2 separate regions of the Mus musculus genome follow, and region 1 is linked to region 2. The links are chromatin loops, found by intact Hi-C in ENCODE. Cell type or tissue: left cerebral cortex. All regions are shown on one strand. Links, peaks and the distances in the headings refer to the core of each region. The heading gives the core; the rest is flanking DNA.

Region 1 (15,141 bases), core at 2,877-10,876, 50 kb before region 2:
AGGAGAAGGAGAAGAAGAAGAAGAAGAAGAAGAAGAAGAAGAAGAAGAAGAAGAAGAAGAAGAAGAAGAAGAAGAAGAAAGAAGAAAGAAAAGAAGGAAGGAAGAAGGATGAAAGAGGAGGAGGAGAAAGAGGAAGAAGAGGTAGACAGTATAAGGGGGAAGGAGTACCACCCTCCTTGTATAGACTTCAGGGTGTAAGGTAGACACTGGCTGGGAGAGCGGTTGTTGTAATGAAGTTAATAATTAGAACTTCAGCAAGATTCATGTGTGTGGGAGGCAGAGGTGTCCCCACTCAGCCAACATCCCCTTAGGGCAGGAAATGAGGGGGATCCAGGAGTAGGTGGCTCAAATCCCTGCCATGATGCTTAATGACAGACTGCCCAGTAGCATGTCACAGATCTATGAGACAAGGAGGGTTTGAGCTCCGCAAGGAGACCTGTTCCTAGAGAGCAACAGAGCTCAGAGCTGTAGCTGTCTCCCTTCTCACAGTCCATTTACCAGAAAAGCCAGCTTCTCTGTCTGATCCTGTTTCCCAGCAAACTGCAGCTCTGTCCACCCCTCCCACCCCACTATCCCACCGCACCCCACACTTCCCACCCCTGCTGCCAGACCCTCTTCTCACCAGTCACTAATTCAGTTCATTACCATACAATTCACATAAACACAGGCGTCTTAAGTCAGTGGTAGTGCCTCACAGATATAGACTGGAATCAGAACCCCAGTCTAGAGCTAGAGCAGCTGTTACCCTAGAAAACTCCATTCAAGTCAGGCCTCCAGCCAAGGGAAGCCATTCCTGAAATTTCTCACGGCCGCTGGTCTATTCCTGCACTCCCATTTGGTCCCATTGATCTCTTTCTCTTCAGGCCAATACTGCACTGCCTCAAGTCCTCACACACAAATGAAACTGCTAAATCTTCTAGTCCTGTCTGCGTTGTTCCGAGGCCTTCTCATCCAATTAGCCCTTATTCCACTGGACAGTGTCTACAGCGGGTCCTGCTGAAATTTTGATAAGGACAACTGGATCTGGAGCCTTTTCAAGATGATTAGACTTCTTGAAGACTACTGTGCCTTCCACTCCATGATCCTCTTCATGGTTACCATAGAATGTGTGGGGTATATGTGTGTGTGTTGTGTGCATGCATGTGGTGGAATGAGCATGCATGTTCAAGTGTATGGGGGTATGTGTGTATGTGTGTGTGTGTGTGTGTGTATGTGAGTGTGTGGAGGTGTATGTGAGTGTGTATGTGCAGGTGTGGGGGCGTGTGTGTGAAAGTGTGTGGGGATAGGGGTGTATGTGGGGGGCTATATGTATGTGTGGGTGTGTCTATGTGGGTAGGGTATGTTTGTGGGTGTGTGTTTGTGAGTGTGTATGTATGTGTGTGTTAGGGGGCTAATGAAAGATGTCTCCTATGAAATAAAGGAAGTCTCTTCCTACCCTTAATTTCCTAGGAGCTTTTTTTTTCTTCTCATAACCACATACTGAACTCTGTAGCTTGTTTTCTTCGGCCTTGGGAAGGATGCCTGAATGTTTCTACTTTATTAAAAGACTGAATCTAGGTGACTGAGGTTCAAACGTTAAACCAACTTGACATTTCAGGAATAAGCCAACATGGAAATAGCCCAGGAGTCCAGCAAGGATCCTTCTCTTCTTGGCTGCCCACCCAAAGCCTCGCTTCACAGGCTCCTGTGGAGAAGCATGACAGGAACCTGGAGGTCTAAGGACATGGAGACTACAGACCTGTCTAGTGACTGCCCGTGTTCTGTTTCACTGCTATGCCATTATGTAGAAGAAGGGGGCTGTGTGGCTCTCAGTTGTCTCTTCTTCGTCCCTTGTATACAGACACTAACCCCATTGATGGCTCCATCCTCAAGTTCAAATCTCCTCCTAATTCTACTACCTTGAGGCTTAAGATTGTAGCATAGGAATGTTGGAGGAACATGGACATAAATACCACTGCACTCCCAGATGACTTAGATTGCCTTTTTTTTTTTTTTTTTTTTTTTTTTTGCTATTATCTTTGGATTTTACTGCTGTGAACAGACACCATGACCAATGCAACTCTTATAAAGGATAACATTTAATTGGGACTGGCTTACAGGTTCAGAGGTTTAGTTCATTATCATCAAGGCAGTAGCATGGCAGCGTCCAAGTAGACATGGTACAGGAGGAGCTGAGAGTTCTACATCTTCATCTGAAGGCTGGTAGGAGAAGACTGGTTTCCAGGCAGCTAGGAGGAGGGTCTTAAAGCCCATACCCACAGTGGCACACCTACTCCAACAAGGCCACACTCACTCCAGCAAGGCCACACCCACTCAAACAAGACTACACCTTCTAATAGTGCCACTCCCTGGGCCAAGTGCATTCAAACTGTCACAGCTGTTTGGCAGTTTTCAGAGTGTGGTCCAGGACCAACTCCCTGTGTGACACAGAGGGACAATTTGATGGATTCCTTCAGTTTCATAGGAGAAAAGCAAAGGAGAGAAATAAAAGGCCACTGAGCCTCTCACACACATGAATCATGGCCATGAGTCATGGGAGTTACTCTCTGTGTGAGAGCCTCAGAGACAGCCAGGGAGCCATGACAAAGGCTACAGAATGTACCAACCTTTGAAGCTCTGCACATCTTTTAGTTAGCCTGGGGAATCTTATGCACTTGTTGATGCTGTAAATGACACCCTTAAAATTCATTTCTAATTGTTTCTTGATAGCAGAAAAGCAATCAATTTTGCATATTGATCTTACGCTTTTCTGTTTGACTTTCTGCTACTGTTTTTGCGTCTGTCTTGTAAAGTCCATGCTGCTCTCGAATTCTCTGTGGCCGAGGATGATCATGAGCCCTGGACCTTCCGACCTCCATCTCCTAAGTGCTGAGATGAATATCCTGTAGTTTGCTATGGTTATTTTGTGGGTTCTTCTTTCTTCCACCCTTCTCCATCCCTTTTCTCCACCCTTTCAGCCCCTTAACACTAGATAATAGAGAAAAAGGGATAAAGACAAAGGAAAGAGATCCCTGAAAAAAGTCAAGGGTAGGAAAAGAGGCAATGTCATCATTAAACTACTTACTGTTGACGAAAGGTATTGAATTTCTTAAGGCAAATTTGATCTTCACCATCCGCATATCTAATTTCTTATTTTTCTTATTGTTGTTGTTGCCTCTTCTTTGCACACAACTGCTTAGAAAGCCATGACCAACAGCAGCCAACAATCAATCAACCACCCAGCTCTTCTCAGAGCCTTAGCATTTTGGAGGGGCTCGTGGGGAGATTCTCAGAGCTCTAGCATTTTTTAGGGGGGGGGTTGGTGGGGAGAGGCTGCTGTGAGTTTATTTTCTGCTTTGTGCAAGACACAGTTATGGGGTCAGGAAAACTGTGCTGTGAACCAAGAGGGAACTCTCTCCAGCTTCTGTTGGTGTCTGTTGTTCAGCCTTCCTAGTTTACAGGGAGGATTGAGAAGGTGGGCTCTGGCCTAGCACCACTTAAACTTGGGCAGGCTGCTTTTGCCGACAGGTCAGGACTGGGCCCTGGTATTGGTCTGGCCAGGATGGATGACTGGCTGCTTCTACATGGTTTCAGGAGCCAGGCCACAGGCGATTGGGCTTCTGGAGGCCTGGGGAGATTCTGCCGAGTGCTCAGGCGACTCCAACACTGTGGCCATGAATGGGAGGGTGGATTTCCCAAAAAAGAAGCTGGCCTACCAGTGGCCAGGGTCAGCCTTGGGAAGACCTGGGGAGAGTGGAGCACGGTGTCCCCTGGGTACGCGGCACTTCTGCCAGAGTTGTTGCTGGACGAGGAGTCCAGGCATCCTGGATAGTAGTCATGGGTAGCCACAAGTGAGCCACTGGAAGAGATGGCTGCTGTGTTTCAAGGCTCACCAAGGTGCAATGGGTCTTTGGTGTAATGGGGCGCTAGGCAGTGGAGCCCATTTGCAAAGATAACCCACAAAACACCACTACTTTAGGACCCTCGTGCTGAAAAGTCCCCAGAATTCCAAATGTCACACAACTGTCCAAACCACCCTCAGGTGGTAAAATCACGCCCCTACTAGAGCCCGAGGCAAATCATAGTCAGCTGCTGTGGACAATCTGAAGCAGCCCCGTATCCCACACTTGGAATGAAATTGAAAACATATTCTTATAATATTTCCATGTTTTTTAAAGAAACCAAAACTCCTAAACTGTCATTACACAAACCTATGCCACCACACCCAATTTGACCTTCTATATTGGTCTTTGCTACTTTAACTCACCTTTCTGGTCCTGGAGAAACTTCAATGCTTTTTTGGACTATTTAGGCCATAGTGGTCTCGTTTGTGAGCTGAAGTAGACCTGCTTTTCAGGCACCCATGGGACTGCTTGTTGAGGCTCTTACTTCACTGCCCTGGCCAGGACCTGTGCTGCAGGGGCACTGAGCCAGGGACAGAGTTAATGGGAGAGTGGAACAAGAGGTAGGCTGAGATATCCCAGGACATCACACAAGCCACAGCAGTTCAAGACCTGGGCCCCAGGGCTGCAGGAGCGGCCTGCTGCCCACCACCCACCAGGGAAGTGCTCCATTCCAGAACTCTGAGCACCTCATGTTCTGTCTCCTTCTAGGCAATACTGACAAGAGAGAACCTCTTCCTGCTGATGGCTCATATCAACATCTCCTTGTCTCTTTCCTTTACATTTCCCTTCTGCTCTTTGTCCTAGATTTCTATGACTTCCTACCTTGTCCCATACATCACAAATATTTCCTCCTGGTACTTTGTTTTTTATGTTACTTATGGTTTTCTTTTCTTTTTAATATTTGTTTGTTTGTTTGTTTGTTTGAGACGGGGTCTTTCTACATAGCCAAGGCTGTCTTGGAACTCACTATGTAGACCAGGCTAGCCTCAAACTCTCACAGAGATAGGCCTGCCTCTTCCTGCACTATCACCCCAGTGCTAGTATTGAAAAGACTGGCTACTCATATATGGCTTTCTTAGATTTATTTTGTTTTATTTTTATGTGTATGAATGTTTTACCTGCAGGTATACATGTGTGCTATTTGAGGGTCTGGTGCCTACAGAAGCTAGAAGAGGACATCAGATTCCCCGGAACTGGAGTTACAGATGGGAATAAATCACCCTGTGGGTGCTGGCCACCGAACCTGAGTCTTCTGCAAAAGCAACAGGTGCTCTTAACTAGTGAGCCATCACTCCAGCCTGTCACGTTTTAAAAAGCTGTTCAAAGGGGTCTTCTCTCATGTCTGTGGCCCTTTCTTTGAGCCACAGTGAGAGCACCACTTCCTGTGTGCAGGTAAGGCTCCCACTTTCTCCCAACACTTATTCATGTCTCACATCCGATCCCAAGTATGAGGGAAAGAGGTCAGTCTCATCTCCTCACGCATGCTCAGAGTACACCCCCAAGGACTCTTCCCTAGAGATGCACAACATCCTCTTTGTCCTAGGTAGATCCCAGTGCCCTTGGCCTGTTTCTGGATCCCTTCTCTATCCCAAGTCCATCTCTCCCCTCTTGTTCTGACCCAAGGCCAAGGTCATCTCTGGAAGAACTGGTGAGCTGGTACCTTTGCAGACCTTGTCACGGTTTTCTGGCTGTCTCTGAGGATCTCACAGAGTAACCCTCCTGAGTCATGGCAAGATCTATGGATGTGATGTGCAGTGGCCTTTAGCTTCTCTCCATTGCTTCTCTTCTGGAACTGAAGGAGACCTTTGGTCCTGTCCCTCTGTCTCCCTCTGATAGTCGATACTGGGCCACACCCAGCTCTCACCCTTGTGAATGGGTAAAATTCCTAGGCAAGGCCAGGAGTGACGTTTTGGGTTTTTTTGTTTTGTTTTGTTTTTTGTTTTTTTTTTTTTCCCTTGCTGCATTGTCTTGTAGCCTGTGGTATTGTTTGCATGCACAATGAGCATACTTTCCCCTCCTGTGTGGAACAGCCAAGTCACTCCCAAAGCCAGGTTTTTAAAAGCAGGAGCCACATCTCCCATAGATTTCATCGAGGAGGGGAGGGGCAGGCTTCAGTCTGCAAATTACAGCTCGGGTGCTTTAATATGCCCTAAAAATACCTCCCATTTGCATCTCCTGCCAGCCAGTGTTTAGGAGACTGTTTCACTTGAGGATTCCTGGGGCAGCGACAGGGACGGACAGGCTGTTGCTGAGGCTCCTTCCCCGGTTTCCTCTCGTTCTGCTCCAACTCCAGCGCACCTTCCAGGAAGAGAGGAAATCTTCCTGCGAGTGCAGGAAGCGAGATTAATGCTGACAAATGGAGCAGCCTCTGCCCTGCATGTCAGCTCCTGGGTTTTTGTCTTCCTTTTTATAATAAAGAAAGAGTTTCATGATTGTTTTTTTCCCCCCTCATGGCTAATTTGAGATTCCGGTTATTTAAGGAGCCAGAGATGGAAGCCGATGACTCAGCCCCTCCACGGGGAGGGATTTCCTTAAAAGACCTCTCAGTTTGTGGGAGCGTGGACCAGTGTGACTGTTCACAACTTGCTCCTCACGCCTGGAGCTGCCCGCTCAGACACCAGACCACGTGGCAAACAGCTCGCTGGGTCTAAAAATACTGTGCCTGCCCATCACAGCAGCTTCTGTTCACGGAATGGACAGAAGCCACAGCTTGTCTTCGTCTGCTGGAGGGCTCTCTGAGCATCTGGGAGCAGTGGCACTACACCTGGCTGCACAGCCTCTGGACACGCTGCTGAGCCTGACCCTGTCCAAGTCTGTCCCCTCAGCTTGTTACCCACAGCCAGCGGACCCACCCGGTGTGATGTTTCTGTCATAGCTGTCAGATGGGCTCTTTGGTCCTTTGGGAGCTGTGGACCTTGCAGAGACAATGAGTTTTTCTAGCCTGTGCTTTCTGTCCCTGGCCTGTAAGGACTCTGCACACTGCTGGGTGGATCATCTTCTGCATTTGGGAAAGACATTCTTGTGGGTGGTCCAGAGTGGGCCCGAGAATATTGGGATCAGAGAGCAAATTCCCCTGCACAGCCTTCACAGCTGATGATCACCACAGATCTGGCCCCATCGTGCTCCCCTCAGGCTGGCTGGTTACAGGCTGGCCAGTGATGCCAGATAAATAGATGGACTCCAGGACAAAATGTCCAAATGACCTTCCTTTCTGATTTGAGGCCAGTGCAGAAGGAGAAGCCACTAGGCATGATGTTCAGGGCCTAGAGAACCTCGTGGCCTGTTATGTCTCTGCCAGGGCAGCCTTTGCCTCCAGGAGAGAGCCCAATTCAGGAGCAGGAGGTAGGGCTTAAGAAGGAGTCTTTCATCAGGCAGTGGTAGTGCACGCCTTTAATCTCAGCAGGCAGAGGGCAGGGGGCAGAGGGGCAGAGGCAGAAGGGATCTCTGAGTTCAAGGCCAGCCTGGACTACAGAGCAAGTTTCGGGACAGCCAAGGCTACACAAAGAATCTCTGTCTCCGGGGGGTCAGGGGAGGTGCCTCAGACTCTCCTCGATTCTTGGACACGGACACTGTAAGGCCCCAGGATCAGATTCCACTCTGTTGCCCTACTCTAGCTCTGTGTCTGAGGGTGCTGCTGGCGGGTGTATGTGGTCTGTGTGGTTTTTATGTAGACAGTGTCCTTGTTCCCTCACAAGGCTATAAAGCTGGGCACAGAGGCCTTAGGTCGCTCTTACACCCCTCACAATGGTGTGGAGACCCTTACATTGGGCAAACCTACATTCCCTTCCCTGCGTGGCAGCCTGCAAACCCCTTTGGGAGTCCCTTGACTGTCACCATCTCTCAGCAATGTCTGTCCTTCCTTGTCTTGATGCCAGGTCTCAGAAGCTATTGTTGTATATTTTATCTCTTTTGGTTATTTGTGGTCACTCAGAAGACATAAGAATGATCCTTGCTACTTTATCAGAGTTGTCAGTGAAGTCCTTTGGTCATCTCATCTCCATGTTCTCTTATCTCAGAGCAATCTCCTCAGGCCCCAAAGTCTCTGAAGACAGAGGACCCAGGCTGACTAGTTTCCTCTGTGAATGAGAAACTGTCCTCTGACCTAAAGTAGAACTTGGCCTTGATGTGCTCAGCATGGAAATTCAACAGCTCCTGGATAATGGCTTGCCTGGCTCCGCACTGACCCTCACGGGGAAAGCTTCATGCCCTGAGGTCTTAGGTTCCAGTTAAAGTGATGTCTATCTTATTGCAGCCCAGCCCAATCTCCCATCAAAGCATCCCTGATGAGGGAAGAGAGAGATGGATAATCTTCCCAAAGCATATGAATATTTGTTTGTGGGCAAAGGAATAAATGGCCTAATCAGACCCCAGGCGTGGGCCTGTTCCTACATAATTTCAGTCTCCTTGCTGTGGAACTCAATGCTTTGACACTGGACACAACAGAGTTTTGTAGGGCTCTGACCCAATGCCCACTCCTCATGCCTACCTGGCATACTTACTTAGCATCCCTACTTGGCTCCCTGTCCCTGTCAGAAACCAGCACAGGCACACCTTGCCTCCCTGCTACTCCACTACCCTATACTGTAGGGTTGCTGCGTTGGTCATTTTCAGTGAGAGGCAGGTAGAATGTCATCACCTGAGACAGGCTGCCCTGAAGTTACCTCATCTTTGTGGCTGTCAGCTGATCTCCTTTAGAAGCTGCCTGGAGATGAACTCAGCTGACCTAGATGGTCTGCATCTGGTCCCAGTGATAAGTTTCTACCCAGGCCACTCTCTACATTCCCCAGAAAGCTATGAGAGTAGCAGCTAGTCACCAAGCTGGATTTCACCAGGAGTCCACCTCAGCTCCCTCCCATCTTTCAGGATCTAGAACTGCCAGTCAGGACATTTTGTTGGGGGCCCATTTTCTTTGTTGTTTGTTTAGTTATAAAGATTTTAATTTTCTTGAATGTGTTATTGTTGGATTGAACACTGACCAGCATAGAAAAAAATGGTGATAAGTGTCCCCTCTCCCAAGATTTCCTCCATTCTAAGCTCCCAGAGATCTCAGAAACACACGCCAAGCTGCAAGAGAGTCACCTCTCTGTCCCCCAAAGCAAAGAAGAATATGTACACTACTTCTTCACCCTGCATTTACAACTCATAATGCACTCATTCAACAAATGAGCACCAATATGGCTGGCAGAAGACTGTGACCCTGCCTCCAGGGTGGCTGATGGGAATAAAGTCCATCTAGGGAATAAAGTCTGCTCTTGCTCTTGTAGACCATGAGGAAGAAACATAACTGGAAGATGGAGATGGAATGTTCCCTTGAACAGAAGTGGGATCCCACTTCACACCCTGTCAGCAAGTGTGATGGTTTGTATATGTTTGACCCAGAGAGTGGCACTATTTAGGAGGTGTGACCTTGTTGGAGTATATGTGGCTTTGTTGAAGTAGGTATGTCACTATGGGCATGGGCTTTAATACCCTCAGCCTAGCTGCCTGCAAGTCAGTCTTCTACTAGCTGCCTTCAGAACAAGAGGTGAAAATCTTAGCTCTTCCAGCCCCATCCCTGCCTGGACACTGCCATGCATGATGATAATGGACTGAACCTCTGAGCCTGTAAGCCAGCACCAATTAAATGTCTTTTATAAGTTTCCCTGGTCATGGTGTGTGTTTACAGCAGTTAAACACTAACAAAGACAGCAAGAATTCTTTCTCTGACCCTGGGAAGTATGGTCTTTAGCTGGTGGAGCAGACAAGACACACCCTTGGGCTAGTAAGGGTCAAGGCAGGGAGAGGGACTCAGGGCAGGGCTGGTGGTAAGCTCCTAAGGAAAGGAGTTTAGCGTGGGGAGGGGAAGCAGCCATTCACTTTGTATTTGTATGTTTTGGGGGCCAGAAGCCAACCAGACAGGAGGTCTGTGGGCAGCTAGCTGTCTTGCTGGTTGATTTCCATTATTAAGCTTGACATTCAGGGAGCTGCTTAGACATTATCTAGGGTATTTTGGTAGTCAGTAGGCTGAGTGAAATAGCTGTTTTTCAAGGGTATGGGTCTGCCCAGTCAATTGAGTTCTGAGGGCCACCCTGAATGGGAATGTATACTCTGTCTTCTTCAAGACGACAAACCCAGCAATAGCTGACCTCCTGTCAGTTTGTTTTCCCCCCAAGATGGGGGTGAGAGGGAGTTTGCCACATAGCCTGAGCTGGTCCTGAGGCAGAGATCCTCTTGCTTCAGCCTCCATATCCATATGTTTCAGAAGCAAAGGTGTGTATGGGAGTGCTGGTATGTGTGCATATGTGAAGTACCTATGGAGACCAGAAAATGCCATCAGATCCTCTGGAGCTGGAGTTACAAGCAGTTGTGAGCCTCTTGACATGGGGGCTAGGAACTGAACTTGGGTCTTCTGGAAGAACAGAAAATACTCTCCCCACCCATCCCACCCCCCACCCCCCCCCCCCGGCCCTGCTCGCTCTGGCCCCACTTCTGGCCATATTTATTTCATATATGTGAGTACACTGTAGCTGTCTTCAGACACACCAGAAGAGGGATTCAGATGCCCATTATAGATGGTTGTAAGCCACCTTGTGGTTGCTGGGATTTGAACTCAGGACCTCTAGAAGGGCAGTTGGTGCTTTTAACTACTGAGCCATCTCTCCAGCCCCAGAAAATACTCTTAACCACTACACAAACTTTCCACCCTGAAAAAAAATTTAAAAGATATGTCTGTCTCAGCCAAGGGGATATGCTCACTTCAAAACATGGCTGAGTCTGGAAGTTCCTAGGCAAGATCTGCCTGTGTCTGTTGCAGTTACTTAAAGCCTTGGTCCATTACCACTCCAGGCTGCAGAGCCAAGTTGGCATCCAAAGGGCATCTGTACACTTAGTAGTCTCTGGAGGCCTTCTGTTTCCTTCTAGGCTTCTCCTTTCTCAGAACAGAACCTTGTCAATCATTTTCCCACCAGGAGGACCAGGAAGTTGCCAGTCCAAGGCGTTGCTCACCCCACAACTTGAGATGCTGTTCAAGGGTTAGGTCTCGGAGGAACACTGGTTATCAAAGGGCAATCGGCATGTGCTATTGTATTTGAGTGGTGTCTTGTCAAAGCCTAATGGACCTAATGAGTTGGAGAACTTATAAAACACTAACTCTTGATTATATGCAATTAATCAGCCGCATGGCTCCTTAGAGCTCAGGTTACATCCCACTTAATGACACTTGGGTCCCACTCACTCTGCCAGAGGTTGCAGTAAGAACTTCATGTGGCTTCATGCACTAACCACTCAAAATTGCCCTCAGAAGTCAGCAGTATGGAGGTCATTCTTACCAGTGAGAAGGTTTACAGATGAAGAAGGTGTTGTAGCTATGGATGGTTGGGCCAAGGCCAGCCTCACACTTGTGGTACTAACAGGCACACACAAACCACACCTAGGCTATTCTTCACACAGCAAAGCATGTCTGCTCTCCCTGAAGCCTGACTTGAGAAAGTCATTTGCATGCACCCCCACCTGCTATGAGGGTCCCCTCCCACCAGGAAGGAACCCTGCCTTTTACAGAACAGCATAAGAAAGCTAACACAGAGGTGTGAGCATGCAGGGATGTGACACCCTGACCATAAGCACCGGGGACAAAGACACAGGTCACAATGGAAGGAAAGGCACAAATGAACAAGATGGAATAACAAGCAGAGGGGCATGCACAAGTGCACACACACATGTGCATGTGTGATAGAGAACAGTGTATGTATGTATGTGTATATGCATGTGTGGTAAGGAACTGTGTGTGTGTGCATGAACATGTATGTATGCGTGAGTGGTGGGGAACTGTATGTGTTCATGTGTGTGTACGTGTGTGTGTGTGTGTGAATATTTGCAGCAGGTGTGAGAAATAAAGGGTAGAGATGTGGGAAACAAAGGGTTAATGTCTTGACTAGCTTTGAGAGCAATCAAGTCAGCAATACTGCAAATAAATATATTATAATACAAAAACAGAGAAACAAAAACTAGAAAGACCATCATTCCAGTGGGGAGTGGAGGACATGGGTCTTGTCCTTTGTTCCCGCAGCTTAGGAAGTACCCTGAGACTGTAACCCGAGATGCACACCTCCCCCCAAAAAATACATTGGCAATGCTGTTTTCATGACCCAAGTCTGAAGACCTAAGTTGTCAGCAACAAAGTATTACTTAAGGACAGCCACGTGCTCTGGCCAGGGTGCTCTGTGCAACTCAGGGAAAGACTCCAGGAAACCGACACTTAGCAGAAACCTGCTAACAGCATAGCAGTTGTGTGCAGTGGGAAGTGCCATCCATGAGGCGAGGTTGTACCCAGGGTCCAGGGCGCCAGCTTGGGGCCCCTTATGAGCACAGATCTATGAACAGTTACTTGTGCAGTAGGGTAGAGTCACTTTCGTTTTGCTCATTAATTTTATTTTCCCATAGTAAGTATGTAAAGCATATGCCAAAAGGGATTTTTAAAAAATTTCTGCAATATGAGCAGAATTCTATCCCACATCTTTGCTCAGCCACTAGGACAGCTAACCCCCAGAGTCTTGCCTCATGGCTGCTCCTGACTCTGTTGCAGTGCGGGAGGGGGTACGGAGGAGTTTACTCTCAACTCTGGGCTCTTTGCTGAACACATCTGACTGAGTCTGAGCTTAACCTCTCTGAGCACTTGCCATGTATTTTGACATCCCAGGACAGAATGTTCTGTAACCACGGTGGCAGGTCTGGCACAGGCACTCCAGTCTCGATCCCAGGATGGACAAAAAAACATAGTATATCTGAGAAGCGCTTGACCAGAGCCGCGTGCATCAATGGCTGCTGGGAAAGCAGCCGTAATGACAGGGTGTTTGGAACAAATACCACGCCAAAGCCCAGTGTCCGGGAATAACACTTCTCTAGCCGCTCTGGCCACAAAACTGAAGCGGCGCTCACTCTGCACTGTTTAAGGACAGAGGCTGAGAAGGGCAATCCCAGTTTGCTGGGTGTGTTAGGGGAGGGTGTTAAAACAAATACACACAAAAATGCACCATGGCTGGAGCCCAGAGGACTATGCTCACTGCAGAGTCGAATCAATGCACAGGGGAGGGAGGCAAGAACCCAGGCACTTGAGGCTTAGTTGGTTTTGCCCACTAATGGCTAGGGCTTCCAGCTGTTGCAAGCCTGCTACCAGGGGGCGGAGCAGGATGCTGTGAGCCCTTCTGGAGTCAACTGCTCTCCTACTCAAGGTCTGCTGGCTGATCGCTGGACACAGCCCACAGCTGGCTCAAGAACAACAAGCCTCCCTGACCTCGGGACATCAGCAAGCCTTAACAGTGCTCCAGAGACTCAGCACCTGAGGCGCCTCAGTAGCTTCCAGGACAGAGTGTCTCTCTTTGAACTTGGCAAAGCCACAAGAGCTAAGTTCACCCAGTGGCTCCCAAAGCTTCACACTGCCACACACGTGTATATGAGGTATTTCCGGATCCATAACCTGACCTTTATCAGCCGTTTTGCTTTTCCATGAGCATGTATAGGTTGTTGTTGTTGTTGTTGTTTTTAGCAATAGAGAAACTTGAAAGAAAATAAGGAAATTAAACCTCTGAGTCTCCAAAGTGAAGCCAGACACCCCACCCACTAAAGGTCAACCAGAGAATGTGTTAGCAGGTGTCAATGACAACTGGAGTTCGTGCCAGCCTTCAACACCCCTCAGCTGAGGGAGCCCAGTCAGCCGGCTAGTCAAAAACAGATTTGCAGCTCAAGGTTCTGCCTAGCTCATGATCCTTCTCTAAAACAACTGCCCCTCAACCCCTCTATTCAGATGCTCTGAGCTTGCCTGCCCTCTTCCTGACTGAAAACCAAAGTCTGATCCCACCAAAGTCCAACTCGGGAGCCCATGAGTTTATTGGACTTGGTTACAAAGCAAGGGTAAGGGGTTACTTACAGGAGCATGGGTGACCCCCCAAAAGGGCTGTACCCCCAGAAAGTCTCTCCCAGCATGGAAGACTTCCCCACAGCTGTAGAGGTGAAGTCCGTTGTTAAACCCCACTCCCTCCCAGTTAACCTTCTCCAACCTTATGTACTTCAGTTCCTCCTGGAGGCCCCATGCAGTTCAGGCAGAACTGTACACAAGACTCAGGCCAGCTGGAAGCTCAGCTGAGAGTCCAATGGACCACACTCCCTGCCACCTCCTCTGAGGGAATGTAATAGTTAACAGATGCTTGGAATGGTTGTGTGCACACAGACACAGCCGATTGGTTGGTGAGGGGGCTGTCTTGCCCACAGGGAGGCGCTCTACCATGGTGTTGGAGCAGCCAACACCATCAGCGCTGCCCTGATCCAGGGTGCCTACCATTTTGCCATTCTGTTTCTCAGCTAAACACCATTTCTTTGACCCCTGCATAATTTATTCTGGTTTTAAAAATCACTCATTGGATGTAGGCGTGAGTCCTTCTCAACCACAATTAATTTAAATGCTATATGGATATTTCTATTTTGCCAAAGAGAGTTTATGGAAGTGTCGTATACCTCCCAATGGCTTTTTTTTTTTTAAGAAAATTTCCTGTTTTCTTCCAATGTGGTTTTTTTAAATGTTTTTTTAAAAAGTTTTTGACCTCTGTGCAACTTTGTCCTGACCACATTCATTTTCCTAAGTTCTTTTGTAATAGAATACTGTATTTTCTGTTTGTACTAAAATGACGTGAAAGTTACCTCGACCAAGAAGCCCATAGACTAATGTCCACCAGATGGCCTGGCGCCTCTGCTCCCAGCAAAACACACCCAAGTCCTGCCCATTTGGTTATGCCGAGGCCTAAAAATGAACTCAAGGGGTGAGATGGGCAGACCTCACACCCTCTTCTGTATCTGGAAATGGAGAGGTTTTTACAGGAAGGAGAAGATAACTAACTACCCCCCACCTTAAAGTGACCATAAACCTGGAAGACATTTGGTGGGAGATCCTGATCAATCAATCAATCATAAATCAATCAATCGGTGATCAATCAATCAACCAATGGAATTTGGGATTGAGAGATGGTGCTGTTGGCACAATGTTTATTCTGCAAGCTAGTTTAGGGCAGTGAGTCTGACTCCCAGAACCAACATAGAAAAGTTAGGCATGGTTGTGAGTGTTTGTAATCGCAGCCCTGGAGAGCCAGAAACATCCAGATCCTGGGATCTCAGGGGCCATGTTCTAGGCCAGGGCAAAGCCTGAGGAATGATGCCTGAGCCTGTCCTCCATATTCCACATACACATATGTGTATCTATACAAACCTACACACACGTCTATACCTGTACACA
Region 2 (15,141 bases), core at 3,608-11,607:
CTCAAATAAATAACCCAATGGTGTATTTCAAGGTCCCAGAAAAACAAGAACAGTCTCAACCCAAAAACTGTCGACAGGAAGAAACAATAAATACCTACACAAAAACAAATGAAATGGGACTGGAGAGATGGCTCAGTGGTTAAGAACAATGGCTGTTCTTCCAGAGGTCCTGAGTTCAATTCCCAGCAACTATATAGTGGCTCACAACTGTCTGTAATGGGATCCAATGCCCTCTTCTGGTATATCTGGAGACAGCTACCATGCACTTACATACATAAAATAAATAAACAAACTATTTAAAAAAATTTTAAACTGGAGACAATTTTTACATAACCCACTTCAAAATCTCCATGACAACTCTCCCAGGACTAGCAAAGCAATTATACATTTCCTTTTCTATGGAAGCGAAAGAGGCTCTGCATGGGTCTAGCAAACCTTAACATACAGCAATCAAAGGTATCACAATAACTGATCTCAAACTATACAACAGCCCCATAGCAGTACACCCAGCACTGGTCTCGGTTTCTACTCCCGTTGTAGGAAAACACCCTGACAAAACCAAACTCAAGGGAGAATAGGTTTACTTTGGTTCACGTTTACAGGTTGTGGTCTATCATGGTGGTGTGTGGTCAAGGCTGCAGACACTTAAAATAGCTGGTCCCACAATCAAAAAGCAGGGTGTGGTGAATGCAGGCTGCTGTTCAGCTAGAGAGGAGAAATAGATATGAGGAAGAGAACAGGAGCGAATTAAAAAATGAATTAAAATTGAATATTAGATAGATGTAAGAAAAATAATAAAATATAAAATAGTTTTTGAAAGCATAATAAATTAAAAAAGACTAAGAGACAGTTAGTTCATCACACTTGTGTGAAATCCAGATCAGGATGGTGGCTGGGTATGGTGGTCCAGCACGAGATATGGAAGTCTGGCAGGTGCTCTTCTATTAGGCTAGTATTGCCTGTGCACGAGCTGGGCTCTGCAGAACCCAGGGGGCCTGGAATGGATGAAGTAGGTAGTTCACAGTGGGACTGGTTTTGATCCAGATGTGATCAGTTGGGACCGGGTTTGATGTTTCTGGGGTGAGAAGACAGGCCCTCAAGGCTCGTCCCAGGGCCTGGACTAAAGCAGAGTCCAACCTCAGAGAACCCCCAGCCTGGGGCTAGGCAGAGGCTGGAATATGGTATGCCTTCCCTGCTAGCAAGCCATGAGTTCATACATATCCCCTCTCCTCAGCCCTGACCGGACACAAACCCAGGAGGAGCACCTGCATCCTGGAAACGTCCCACAGGAACAAAAGGCCGCAGGTCACATCTGAGTGGGTTGGATCCTGAGGATGCTAGCGAAAGATGCGCGTGGAAGGGAATTCCCAGTGCTCGGCTGGAGACACTGGGAACTCAAGGCCCTGAAGCACAAGAAAAATTAATAACCTACTCACCCTGCCAACAGGAAAAATAATAATAGAACATATGGTTTTCTCAACAGGCCCCAGAGCAGAATTCAGTGGAAGTCCACATCTCTGCGTGATAAAAATGCTATGCAATTACGAATAACAGGTTTCATCGCTCTTCGGATGGAGGATGTGTTTGGAAGCAAATGCCTACAGGATACCTGGGAGTATGTGCGGGTTTGCCCTAAGAACATACATACTCATTTAAATGCTCATGCTGCACACACCACATGGCTCTCTGTTCCTGAGGATGTTGTAGTGTGGGCACACACACACACACACACACACACACACACCTTCATTTAGGTGGCTGCTGTTTGACAGGTATCGACCTGAGGATTCCAGGAAGCCTCAAGACTTCATGCTGGTGAGGCAGAAATGTCTGAAGGGGAAACGTAGAAAGATAATCAAGAAAGCCAGCCTGGCCATGGGTCAAGAACCCTCAGCTGGCGCACATGATCTTTGTGTGAGCAGCCAGCAGTGTCTTAGCTCAGCCTCCATGAAGAATGCTGGCTGGCTGTTTTTTCATAGCGAGCTCTAGACATAGTGATGCTGTTAGCAGTAGTCATAAATGAACAGTGACTCAAAGGAATTTGACAGACACAAGATCTCTTGGATACCCAGGTAGCATATGCCTCGAAGGTGGTCTGCCTAGACTTCATGCCCAGATAATCACAGACCAGGGACTGTGGGCCAAGTTTACTGCAAAAAGAGATATACCTACATAGAGAGCCCTTGTTCACACAGAAATGCAGGAAAAGGGGGTAGAGGCATAGGTCTTGAAAGATGTCTCTGTCCTCTGGGGTTCAGGGACACTCTTAGTTGACAGTCTTAGGGAGGGAGAATAAAATACCCACATACCCAGAAGGGGATGCAGAGATCTTCCACCAGGCAGCAGGAAAGGCTCCTTGGATAAGATGGCCTTGGAGGACTTCAGGAAGTTCAGGAAGCCAGATAGTGTCCCTGTAGTCAAAGGGATGACCTGACAGGCCCTCACAGGGACAGCAGGAAAATACAGGAAGGCCTGGAGTGGAGGAGACCTAGAGTTGGGCTGCAGACCTTTGAGGATTGCTGAGGGGGGGCCTAGGCCCAGGCTGCCTCATTGCAGACTCAGCCCTGCGAGGCTCCTCAGGAAAACAGACCTGGGCAGACACTGTCCTCTCAGAGCTGAGCTGCGTGTATCAGGGCTGAAAGCAGGGGACTCCCCACCCAAGTCACCCAACTGCTGGTCACATCACCCTATGTCCCTCCTGAATCAGTCTCTAAATCTGCATATTCGTCCCTGGTGAGAGTCTGCAGGATGGTGATCTGTGGCTCTCAGTTTGGGCAGATACAACCAATGGTCTGGCCCCTGAAGATACTATGGCTGGGTATCAGTCCTAGAGAGCTGGGAGACAGGCCTAGGATCGATGCTGGTGATTCTGGTGTCTGAGCACTCTAGAGGCAGACATTAGGGCCCTAGAGCCACACCAGGTCTCGAAGTGAGCCTAGCAGAGATCAATGGAACAGACTGGGCTTCCAGGGCCCCTCGAAGAAATGCCTTCTCCTGCAGCCCTAGGATGGCGTGTCACCCCTCCTCTAGGAGACCTGAGAGTCAGTATGTCCAGTGGTCTCTGGCTGAGCAGCAGGGCCAGCAAGCAGCTGAGTCCTTGCTAGAGGCTGGGGCATCGAAGTTGAACCAGCTAGAATTTAGCAGAGGGAGGAGACACTGGGGTCTCAAGGAGCCCATGGCATCTTCTACAGCACAGCTCATCCCAATCCAGCAATCCTAGCCACCTGTGCCCTGGCCAAGACAACCCCCCCCCAAACCAGGCCAGCCCTGGGTTCCAGGTTCAACCCTGAGTCAGAAACCCAAGATGGGAGAGAAACGGGACCTGCCCAAGACAAGGGCCAGGGCAAGGCTTCCTCTTTTCCACTTCAGGTGTATGGGAGCCTTGGAGTCACCTGACAGTCTTTGAGCACCTGAGAATGGAGACGGCACGAGAAAGGCGTCCCCTGCCTAAGAGTTCCAGAAGTCAGGCCTGGGTCAGCTCTGAGCCCCATGATGGACTACTTGTTCCTCCAAGCTGGTAGACATCTCTTTGGGGGGGGGGTGATCTGGAGCAGATCACTATGACACCCATCCCAGGGACAAGAGCCCCACAGCCCCAGGCCTCAAAGGCTCGGCAGGGTTAGATCACCTCCCCATTCACCTTCTAGTTGTGTGGCCTAGCCAAAAGCAACATGGGCCATACTCAGCTAGCATCTCTTGTTGCTAGAGCAACTTGCCTTTGGACTTCTACCCTTCAGTCTGGATCATGACGGGGACACAGTTATATTGATAGAGTGGCATTCTCCCCACAGCTTCTAAGACAACCCCGTGACAGCCACTGTTCCTGCTGGACACCTCCTGCCCACTTGCCCAGCCAGTCTGTGAGCTTCAGCAGATGTAAAACAAGTCTTGCCAGGGTCTGGCTCTCTCACTAGGGACAGTCAGACCAGGCACTGGGGCTTACAATCAGTGTAGTTTGAGACCAGCAGGTGTGGACAACTCCTGGGGAAGCCTCATACTTAGATGGGCTGTGACCACCAAGTGATATTCTTGGGGATCTGGTCTCTACAAGCTAGGGCTCTAGGGATTCCTTGAACCTCCTGACCACCAGGAGGGTTGGGAAATACAGGATGTAGGCCTGGCTAGTCAAAGCCAGGTACCCTGGGCCCCTAACTTCATGCCCTATTCAGAATCCTCTGAACTTTCCATTTCCTCCCAGCTGTGGTGTCTTCTTCCACCTGACTCTACCACACCTGAGGCATCTTTCCATCCTACCCCCTCATTTCCCATGATGTCAGCAGGCACCAGAGTGAGGTGGGAATGTCCCCCAAAGGCTGTTTAAAACCCCACAAGTCAGGAAATCAGGTTCCTATGTGTCTTAGTCAGGGTTTCTATTCCTGCACAAACATCATGACCAAGAAGCAAGTTGGGGAGGAAAGGGTTTATTCAGCTTACACTTCCACATTGTTGTTCATCGCCAAAGGAAGTCAGGACAGGAACTCGCACAGGGTAGGAATTTGGAGGCAGGAGCTGACGCAGAAGCCATGGAGGGGTGCTGCTTACTGACTTGCTCCCCCTGGCTTGCTCATCTTGCTTTCTTATAAAGTCCAGGACTAACAACCAAGGGATGGCACCACTCGAAATGGGTCCTCCCACCCTAATTGATCACTAATTGAGAAAATGCCTTACAGCTGGATCTCATGGAGGCATTTCCTCAAGGGAGGCTCCTTTCTCTGTGATAACTCCAGCTTGTGTCAAGTTGACACACAAAACCAGTCAGTACACTGTGATAGACATGGCCAGTGAGTGCCTCCTGTATCTTCTGGGCTTTGGGGTGGTGACAATTGGTGGTCTTGGCTCAAGTGAATAGTCCCTTCCTGGCATCTAGGATTGGACCTTTAGGAAGATTAGAATCCTTTGATAGGTCCAACTCCAGTCTCCTGGGTGTTTGTGGCCAAGGACAAATTATGAGAGGCTGGGTAGCTTCTCCCCAGAGTAGAGGACAGGATAGTCTCTGTGGATAGGACGTCCTTCCCCTCAGCTCTCCCAGTTACCCAACCTCCATTAATCTAGGAAGCATGTGTAACCCAGCCTTGGCTAGTGGGGAACAGGTGGACATTGTTGGTGAATCTCTGAGAAAGCCATCACAAGGGGACATCACAGCGTTTCCTGGCCCTCTGACCATTTCCCCTCTGCCCAGTTCATTCCTGCCTAGACTGCGTGAATATGAGCGTTGCGGCACTGGCAGATGCTCTAGTATGAGAAGAACAGGACAGGTATCCAGGCTGTGGGCAACAGTGGGCAGCTCTCCAGATTTCTCATTGACAGACCACGCTGCATTTTGGGCACCAGATGTATGTGTGGTGCATAAGCAGCTTGTAGATGGCCAATGGAATTGCTGGCTTCCTTGGAATTCCTGGGTGGACTGCATCTCATCACAGCCTGTTTGCCATGTGAATATCATGGACCAGTGTCCTGTCCCTAGGAGGCAGAAGAGTACAGGACCCAGGCTCTGGTCAACCACCTGCCCTCCTGACTGGAGTCTCAAGTGCAGCTGCTCAGCCTCCATATCTTACAGACTGCCCTGTGCTCTTTCTGCCCTTGGAGCTGGGCTTCGTTCACACCCAGAAAACCTGGGAAGAGCTGTCCATAGATGAAGCTGGGCAGAAAGTGGAATGCTTTGGACAGTTAGAGGTGAGTCCTCAAGGGAAGAACAGGCCCTGAGGACAGACAGAAGGACAGACAGAAAAGCTGGTGACTGAACTACAGGCCATGTGCAGAGACACTCCAAAGGGAATATGGACGCTGCTCCTTCCCACAGGCCCAGCCTATGCCCGTGTTCCTGAGAACACAGGGCAGAAGCTAAGATGGGGAACCTCAGTTTCCCCCTGTTGTGGCCTTCTCTTCCAGATGGCATGGACTGACTACACAGACATGGAGGCCACTCATACTCCAGAGGAATGACAGACACTGCCAGGCCTCTGGTTCTGGGGGCCAGTAAGAAACTCTAGAAGAGTATTCAGTGCTCTTGCCTGCTGAGCCATCTCTCCAGCCCCCTGTTGTGGCATTCTTAATCTTGAGGCAGATTAAATCCACACCTCAATGATCCTGTAACTACATTATCTTAACAGATTTGGAAGAAAAAACACATGAGCTGGGGCTCTATTTAAAATAAGGCAGGTGTTGGGGCTGGAGGGATGGCTCATTTGTGAAGTACACTGGCTGTTCTTGCAAAGGACCTGGGTTCAACTCCCAGCAACCACACTGTGGCTCAAAACCGTCAATAACCCTAGCTCCAGGGGATCTGTCACATTCTTCTGAACTCCACAGGCACCAAGCATCCACCTGATGCACAGATATGCATGCATGCAGGCAAAACACCCATCCACATAAAATAAAAATGTTTTTTAAATAAATAGAGTAGGTGGTCTCAGGGCCAGGGCTCAGCCCAGGCACCCACAAGTGACTTCAAAGAGAATTCAGAGGCCTGCCTGCTATCACCAGAGCCAGCCGGCTGCATAACATCCTGGAAGCACACGCTGATAGTGCTCTCTGGAAACGGGCCACGGGGGTGGCTGAGAACCAGAGGCTGGGGCCCCTCCCTGCCCATAGCTGCCAGGCCATGTTCGGGAGCCACATGTGGACCAGGCCTGGGCATCAGCCAGCACCTCCCAGGGTCTCATGGAGATGTTATCAATGTTCGAGGAACATTCCAGAAGAAACGCGCCTGGTGTTTATTTAACACTTGGCTTCTAAGCAGCACAGAAGCCTATGAGATGTCAGCCTGGGCTGCCGCACAGCCTGGGAGCCGTGCACATGCCTGTGTCTCACACACCCCAGCACCCGCCATCCAGGTCAAGCCTCCGGGAGGCTCGTTCTTCGCTTAGCCTGACCAAATGTCTCGGGCTGTAGTGCTTGGCCTGATGGCCCTGATGGGTACAGTTGTCTGCTGAGGGCAGCCAGTAGTTTACAATTCCAGCCTGTGGTGGGTGGGGTGGCTACTCTACAGTTTACCACAGTCAGGAACCCGAGGAATGTCAGCTGCAGCACGCGCCCATAGCCTGCTCCTTTCCTTCCCAGCTTATGTGCAGCCCCTCTTGCTGGAAAACCCCCAGTTCCCTCCAAAAGTAGGGTGCCCATGGCCCAGGCAGCAGGAAAGGGAAGTCCCTGAGCAGAGGGGGTCTGTGAGCCGTCTGAAAGGTAAAGCGCCCTCTATTAATTTATTCCATCATTCATTCATTCATGCCATCATTCATTCATCTGATGACAGGGCACTGCCCATGGCTTACAGACCGTGGGAAAATGAATAACTACTCTAGAATAAAGGGCACACTGCATAGATGTGTGTGCGACACGCAGCTGTACCCTCCAACTGCTGTGTCCTTCCCCCAGGCCCCTGGCTCTCCAGTATCACTGTCATCTCACCCAAGACCTCTCCTCTCAACCCAGTATGGTTCTAAGGACTGCCCACCTCAGAGAGAGAATTGCTAAAAACCCAGGTGCCGAGATGCTAAGACCAATTTCCCATTCTGAGAGACCTCACACTCTCAGAAGGGTCAAGAGTTTGGGCAAACTTGGAAATGGAGTCTTTGCAGATGTAGTTGAGAATACAGAGTCAGGTGGGACACTCATGCGATCCCAAGGGTTGATAAGCTGAGGCAGGAGGTTTGCCACAAGTTTGAGGCCAACCTGGGCTACATAGTAAGACCCTGTCTCAACAACAAGAAATATGTTCAGGTCAGAGGGCCCTAAGTCTAGCGTGACTGTTCTGAGCGCATGGATGCAAGCAAACACATTTTCCTCTCCCCTCCACACCCCTAAATCCTGGGATCAGAGCAGAGAGGAGCAGTGTGGGGCGGGGCTGTGAGCATCCAGTCTCCAGACCGGTTCATTATGTCACCTGGTTGGAAAGAGGCTCCCACCACCCCGCTGTTTGGTCACTCCAACGTGGTTCTAAACTCTCAGAGCAGTACCAAGCCCTGGGAGACTCCTATTCCTCCAAGTATCTAAGGCTGCTGGAGCAGAGGAAACCCGAGTGGGGAGCTCCATGCATTGATTTACTGTATTTTCATCTGAATCAAAGGCCAGCTTTAATTTATCCCAGTGAACAAGGATAAGCTGTGTGGTCTGCGCAGGCTCAGGGGGCTGTGTTTTAGCAGGCTGGCAGCTAGGAACACCAGAGTGGAGATGTAAGGGGGAGAGGAGACTGAGGTCATGTGACTGGCAGCTGAGAGGTCCCTTAAGAGTCCCAATCCCCAGGGCTCTGGATGGCCTCCCTCCCAACTACCACACACCCCAGTAAGAGTGGGGCTGACAGGCCCAGTTCTGCTTAGGACAGAAGAAACTCCATGCTCAGGTCTGGGCTCAATGGGGACAATCGCTTAGCTGAGAGTCCTATGCTCTGAGGCCACCAACTTTCCTTCCTGTCCTGAGCATGCTTTGTAGAAATACCTGGGGAGAGATCTGTCCCTGCTGGCGTGGCCCCATGGTGATGACATCACACCACAGAGCAATACTCAGTTCATGCGACTGAAAATCAGAGGACTCAAATGTCCCATACAAGGACAGGCTCCCAAAGACATAACCTCACTGGTCCCTTCCTCCCAACAGAGCCACTGTCTCCTGGGACAGGCAAGCTCCAGATCCAGTGGGTTCCCCACAGCTGCCCTTCCCCCCAGCTCAGCAAACAGCCTCAGGGCCATGGCAGAGCTGCCTCCTGTCCCTACTGTCTGCCTACCCTCATGCTTCCTTGGTGGCAGCCCAGTGCAGAGTGGGATGTGCCCTGAGAGGGTATTCAGAGAAGCCAAGATCCACCTTGTGAGGGAGGAACCAGGTACTGCTGTGCCCCGTGATCATTTCATTTGCTATCTAACTTTCAAGTCAGGAAAGCCAGGGGACTGCACGTTTCACAGAAACCATGTGACTCGTGTTTATTCTATAAAGATCAGGAGATACACAAATCCAGCAAACTCCCACCGACCAGCAGAGGACCACTTTCTTGGGATCTGCTTCCTGTGTCCGTCCACATGAGAACACACGCTTTGTCTCAGGTGAGAAGGGGCGAGCCCTGCCTGCCCAGTGTCTAGCCTCTGGCCAGCTGTGCAGCTCTGCCAAGCCTTAGACACATAACTTACGTCGGACCACATTTTGCACAGATTCTGAGGTAGTCCCAGTGATGTCTGCTTGGCTCCTCTCCTGCTCACTGCACGTTAGTGTCCTCGGTTGGTGTGACCCCCTGACCTGCTGTAACTGACCCGTACATGAAGCTGGCCTGTGGAATGCTCTCCCAAGTAGGACCCTGAAGGGTGGGCCTACGTTCCCCAGCAGAGGCATACTGAAAAGGTGCTCGCCATGGCCAGACCAGAGTTGCTTGAAGCCACATCATAGAAATCTTAATACACACAACACAAGGAAGGTGGAAACTTCCTAAGCTGTGCCAGGCACACTGGACGGCGCTTGCACCACAGGTAGGTTTAGGCTCTCTTAATGAGAGCCTGTCCTGCCCCCCAAGCAAGGTAGCTGCAGTGTCTCAGCAGTCTGCTGAAATGGCCTCTGACGAAGGGAACTTGAGTCTGTGTCCAGGCCAATTCACTATTTTAATTAATTAATTAAATTAATTAAAGACAAGGTTTCTCTGTGTAGCTCTGGCTGTCCTAGAACTCCATCTGTAGACCAGGCTGACCTTGTACTTGGAGATCTGCCTGCCTCTGTCTCACCCAGTTTAGGCCTATTCAGTCTTACCCACTTCCATTCACCAAGTGCCCTGGGTGTCCATACAGGCCTAGGGGGCTCACCTGTTCTGCCTGCTCTCCACTCACAGGGCCAAGGAGCCATGAGTATGTGGACCACCCTTGTAAAAGGCTTGGGAGCACTGTCAGAGGGTAAGGGGGTGGGAGGGTGAGTAGTGCCACAGGCACGCCCAGATATAAGGTGGAGCATGGGTCCATATGAGCTGTGGGGCCTGTGGGTGCTACTCTGAGAACTCACTAGTGTCTAACACAGGTCTTTCTTGCCACCCAACCAAGAGGCTCCTGGGCTGGGCTGTTCTGCCTCCAGGCGGGACCATCTGCTTCTCTGGTCACAGCAGGGCAGGGAAAGGCAGTGAGTAACCTGGGCTGAGAGAGGTCAGAGCCACAAGAAGCTGCGGCTTGGCTGAAGGCAAACAGTTCGAGAAACAAGGTGGCTGGCAGAGGGCCCTGCTGGGACCAGGATCCCAAACAGCTGGGAAGGAGTGCTGAGGCCAGAGGGACCGAGCGACTTAGCAGGCCTCTAGTTTCACACTGGTGCAGCCCTTGCAGATCCCCACAAGAGCAACCACCCCAACTCTGGCCCCTAGCTGGGGACCCTGGGCTTGTTCCAGGGTCAGCAGGGTGGCTGTCTTGAAGTGGGAAGTAAAGCCACAGATGGTCCTCAGGCTATGGAAGCCACAGTCCCTAAGTCATTTTATTTGTCCTCACCGGCAGCTCTAGCTCGCCTTCCCTAGGTCTCAAGGCTGGCTAGTTGGCCATGAAGGTACAGGATGGGATTCAAGAGCTGCCGGCACCTCCGGCCACGTGTGAGTCCTCTAGATCTCATGGCACACACTGTCCTTGGTCAGAGCTGTTTGCCACCTTCCAGCTGCATCTGGTGTGCCAGCTGCTGCCCGATGGCCAGCAGGGGACTGGCTCTGTAGGTTGGGCTGGCCAGCAGCTTCTGAAACCGGGTCCTTTCTTCTTCACTGAAAGTGAGGAAAGCAGAGGTCAGCATGGGGAGAACAGAAACCCCAGGATCCATCCACCTAACACTGGAGCAGACAGCAGAGGCCCAGAGCACCCACGAGTGCAGTACCAGGGCACACAGGCTGCCGAGCACACACCAACCACCCGTGGGGTCGCCCTACCAGTAGGTCTAAGAGGGATTTGCTAGGGGCTGCTGCCAAGGCACAAGCTGATGATCAGGGAGCAGTGGCAGTTGCTTTATGTAAGAGGTGCCTTTCTCCCAAATGAGCCCAAAATAGATGTGCACTAGAGCTGTGAGCAATGGGGCAGCTACGGACACAGGCAGCTTGGGGGCCTCTCAGATACATAAGAGCCTAGGCTGTCAGGTCCTCTTACCCTTTCTCTAACTCAGCATGGCTACTTCAGTAGAGCCTAAAGACACAATGAGAGTCAGCAGAGAAGGCAATGTCTCACAGGCTCCTAGATTTGAATTTTTGGTCCTCAGTTAGTGGAACTATTTGGGAAGGATTAGGAGGTGTGGCCTTGTTGGAATAGGTATGTCACTGGGGGTGGGTTTGAGGTTTCAAAACCCACACCCGGCTCATTCTCTTTTTCTCTACCTGCTGCCTGACTCAGTCAGAGAGAGTTCAAGACTAAACTGAGTAAGAACTACAAGACTAGATTTAGTAAGAACCTATCTCAAAAAAGCAAAATCAAGAGCCAGGTGGTAATGCACACCTTTAATCCCAGCACTCAGGAGGCAGAGGCAAGTGGATCTCTGTGAGTTTGAGGCCAGCCTGGTCTATAGAGCAAGTTCTAGGACAGTCATGGCTACACAAAGAAACCCTGTCTCAAAAAACAAAAATTAAAAACAAAAACCTAAAACCAAACAAACACAGGAGACAGGCTATACCTCAGCAGTAGAACCCAGAATGAATGGGGGTCTGGGTAGAATTCCCAGTACTGGGAAGACAGTTTAGGCTGTAAAATTCTATACTGATTTCCAAAATCAAAAGTAATCATTAAAAAGACCTTACTGAATCTATACACTATTGACACAGAACACAACACTAAAAACTAACAGAGGTTGTATACAAACAAAATAACCACCCTGCACAGGTGATATCCAGGCTGCCTCAGGCTCCCCCGAAGACAGCACAGCATTGAAGCTAAGTCGACAGAGGCTTAAGAGCAGAGGCAAGAATCTCATGCCCAGGCTCACATCTGAGAAGAGTGTCAGGCAGTCAACAGGGCAACACCGCTGATGGACGAGGGGCAGAGCTCCCAGCCACCACCCTGGAGACTGGGGAAAGGAAGTTCTCACACTAGATAGCATCACCTCTCCATGGAGGAACTTCAGATAGGCGCCCAAGGCCTAACTACAGGACAGCAAAGTTTTTGGTTCCCAAAAAATGTCTCCCACCTGTAGTCAGAAGCCAAGCTAAGAGAGAGGAGGTGTAGAAGTGGGAGGGGGCTGGAGGTCGGGGTGGGAGTGCAGATCAGGATATCAGGAAGAAGGCCCTGTGGGGCAGGGCTATACTCACAGAAGCTGCTGCCTCTGTACTGTGGTCATTCGGCTGAGCTCCACTGGCCGGGGCTTGCTGGTCACCCTGCTGTGGATACAGAGAGTCCAAGTGAGTCTGATACATTTCACCAGAGAATTTATTCTGTGGCCCCTAGTGTCTACAGCATCAGGAGTTCAAGAGTCCACACTGTACATTGGCTGTGGAGACTGAATCTAGATGAGCGGTGTCACCTGGCTACCAGATCTAGAGTTAATAACCACAGTATCCAGGATCTTGTCTCACTCCCTAAGGTTCCTGTGTGATATAGAAAGGTCTATCACCTCAGGAAAACACATCACTTTTGTACCCCGAGTCTGCCACCTGACCAAGCTGAGTGGAGAACAAGCCCTCTAGGCGGCAGCCTGCCCTAGACCCTCAACTCCACTGCCAGGGCAGAACCTTTTTCTAAAACCAGACAGCACTTCCTGACATCTGTCCTCTCACTTTTGACAAGAGAAGAGGAAGCTACACTACTAGCGGTATGTGGTACATACCATTCCAGTGCGACCCTAGGAGCCAGGCACCAACCCATGCTGCCTCCAGATGCCAACGTGCACCAAGGGACCTTCTAGGGCAAGAGTGTGGTGCCCGCTGACCACCAGAGGGGAGTGTCATGACAGATTCTCAGACCTTCCAAGCCACTACACTAGGTATGGCTGAGGGTGGGATGGGGGGCAGTTAGTCTGAGGGCCTAGGACTCAGTGCCAGGCAGCATCTCCTAAGGTCATTTCTGATGGCTGCAGGTCATGCCAAGAACATTCCTACAGGGCTGGTGAGATGGCTCAGTGGGTAAGAGCACCCGACTGCTCTTCCGAAGGTCCGAAGTTCAAATCCCAGCAACCACATGGTGGCTCACAACCATCCGGAATGAAATCTGACTCCCTCTTCTGGAGTGTCTGAAGACAGCTACAGTGTACTTACATGTAATAAAAATAAATAAATCTTTAAAAAAAAAAAAAAAAAAAGAACATTCCTACAACATCCTGGGGAGCCTGGACCAATATCTGAAAGGGAGAGGCAGCCCCAGCCAGCAGCACGGGACCTGGACAGAGAGGAAGAACCCAGAGCCCACCACCTGACAAGATGATTTCAGAGATGTCATGCTCAAAGAGAAGCCCAGAACGGGAGGCAGCCAGAGGAAGGGCCAAAAGCCCCCACTGTGTCCTGGGCCAACACCTAATTTAGACTCCAGATCTATTCATGTTCCTTTTCAAATATGAATGAGCCGTGCTTTTGTGTCTTCTCAGTGACTTCTCACACCCTGGCCTCAGGTCCCTGCCTAGGGAAGGACTGCCAGGTTTCGTGCCACCCTTTCCTGCCCCCAGGCTGTTAGGATAGTAATCTCAGGCCTGTTTGCTCTGCCCTTCCAGGGTTCCAGAATCCGCAGAGTAAAGAAGAAGCACCCACACGGTAGTAGCCAGGGCCTCCAGCCTGTTCCTCCTGCAGAGGCCCACTGCCTCAGGTGACCTAGCTAGTGAGCGCTCTCAGGTCCACTGGCTGTACGATGGGGAAAGTCTCTCTAAATGCAGTTCAGGGCTGCTGAGTATGGTGGCAGTAGCCCAGGTCTTATAGGACTCTACGCATGGGCACACAGAGATCCTGAACTCAGACACTGGAAGCAAGAACACAGCCTGACTCTGTGAAGTTCTTCCACAAGCAGACGGTGGGACTTCCTAGAGCACAAACCCCATGTGGTGTTTCATAACTGAAAAATTTAAAAACGGCAGATTTCCAAACATACAACAGCCAAAAATAAATCCAGAACCAAACGCAAAACCATTCAGGATGTCTTCAGAGCTCGTCTGAGCTGCATCATGTACTTTTACTGCAGTCCTGGTCCTGATTTTGCACAGCATGCCTGACACCTCAGCTCAGAGGTGAGAGAGTTACATGGAGGAATGGCAGCGTTCTCCCTGCACAAAGCTTCTGGCTCCCAGAGAAGCACAATGGTGTCACTGTGGAGACAAACGCTTGTGATGTGTTTTATCGTCCTTCATGCCAGGATCAAGGTGTCTTTGCACTGTGGGTTTTAGAATCCTTGATTTAAAAATTGCTGTTTGAGGGGCTGGAGAGATGGCTCAGCAGTTAAGTGTGGGAAGCCACATGTGCTGTTGCAGAGTGGCACTGACTACTGCTGGCCACCACGCATAAGTTTGGACAAACAACCAATGTGTACATATGCAGTAAAGTTTTTTGCAAAGACACTGCCTGGCCCAGGCATGATAATGAGGTTCTGTAAGGTACTGAGAGTATAACCAATCAGATGTGAGACATGCAAATGAGGTATGATAATGAGGTTCTGTAAGGTACTGAGAGTATAACCAATCAGATATGAGACATGCAAATGAGGTATGATAATGAGGTTCTGTAAGGTACTGAGAGAGAGTAGCCAATCAGATGAGGAACATGCAAATGAGGCTTAGTGCATAACCAATCCGGGTGTGAGACACGCCTCTCCTAGGCCTATAAAAGCAGCACCAGTTCTGGGCTCAGGGTCTTTTCGCCTCTACAATCAAGCTCTCCCAATAAACGTGTGCAGAAGGATCCTGTTGCAGCGTCGTTCTTCCTGGCCAGTCGAGCGCGCGCAAGAGTTAAGAGCACTGACTGCTCTTCCGAAGGCCCTGAGTTCAAACCCCAGCAGCCACATGATGGCTCAAAACCATTTGTAATGAGGTCAGATGCCCTGTCTGAAAACAGCTACGGTATACTTACATATAAATAAATCTTTTTTTTTAATTGCTATTTAATTTGCTGACTTCAGTTTATAAAAATGAATGAATGAATGAATGAATGAATGAAACTGTGTTTAGAATTAGAAATTAGTTTACAGCAGTTTCTGAAACAGCCCTACCCACACATTTTGCCCTCTATACTGTTTACCATGAGACCCGCCATTCTCA

What was found. Hi-C counts contacts between places; a loop is a spot of excess contacts. Peaks named below come from ENCODE experiments on the same cell type or tissue, not always from the same donor. Only the 100,000 strongest peaks of a DNase experiment are listed, where the experiment ranks them.
Region 1: it touches region 2 in a loop (1.9-fold over the local background); 4 of 42 quality-filtered maps call a loop at or near these places.

What each region holds. Positions count from the first base shown.
Region 1 is chr10:77,428,436-77,443,576 of GRCm38, forward strand. It overlaps Gm51791, which reads right to left and starts at 3,861. Exons shown (of 1, transcript XM_030245426.1): 1 at 3,302-3,861. The coding sequence starts at 3,861. The coding sequence ends at 3,430. In left cerebral cortex, for the core only: no CTCF peak of the experiment used is centred there; DNase peaks (open chromatin) are centred at 6,073 and 6,460; H3K4me3 peaks cover 887 bases; H3K27ac peaks cover 1,621 bases.
Region 2 is chr10:77,477,778-77,492,918 of GRCm38, forward strand. Fam207a (family with sequence similarity 207, member A) reads right to left here. Exons shown (of 6, transcript NM_133998.3): 5 at 12,221-12,289; 6 at 8,878-10,696. The coding sequence ends at 10,573. Among named protein-coding and RNA genes, the nearest start is that of Gm35983, 15 kb to the left of the region's middle. In left cerebral cortex, for the core only: no CTCF peak of the experiment used is centred there; a DNase peak (open chromatin) is centred at 6,691.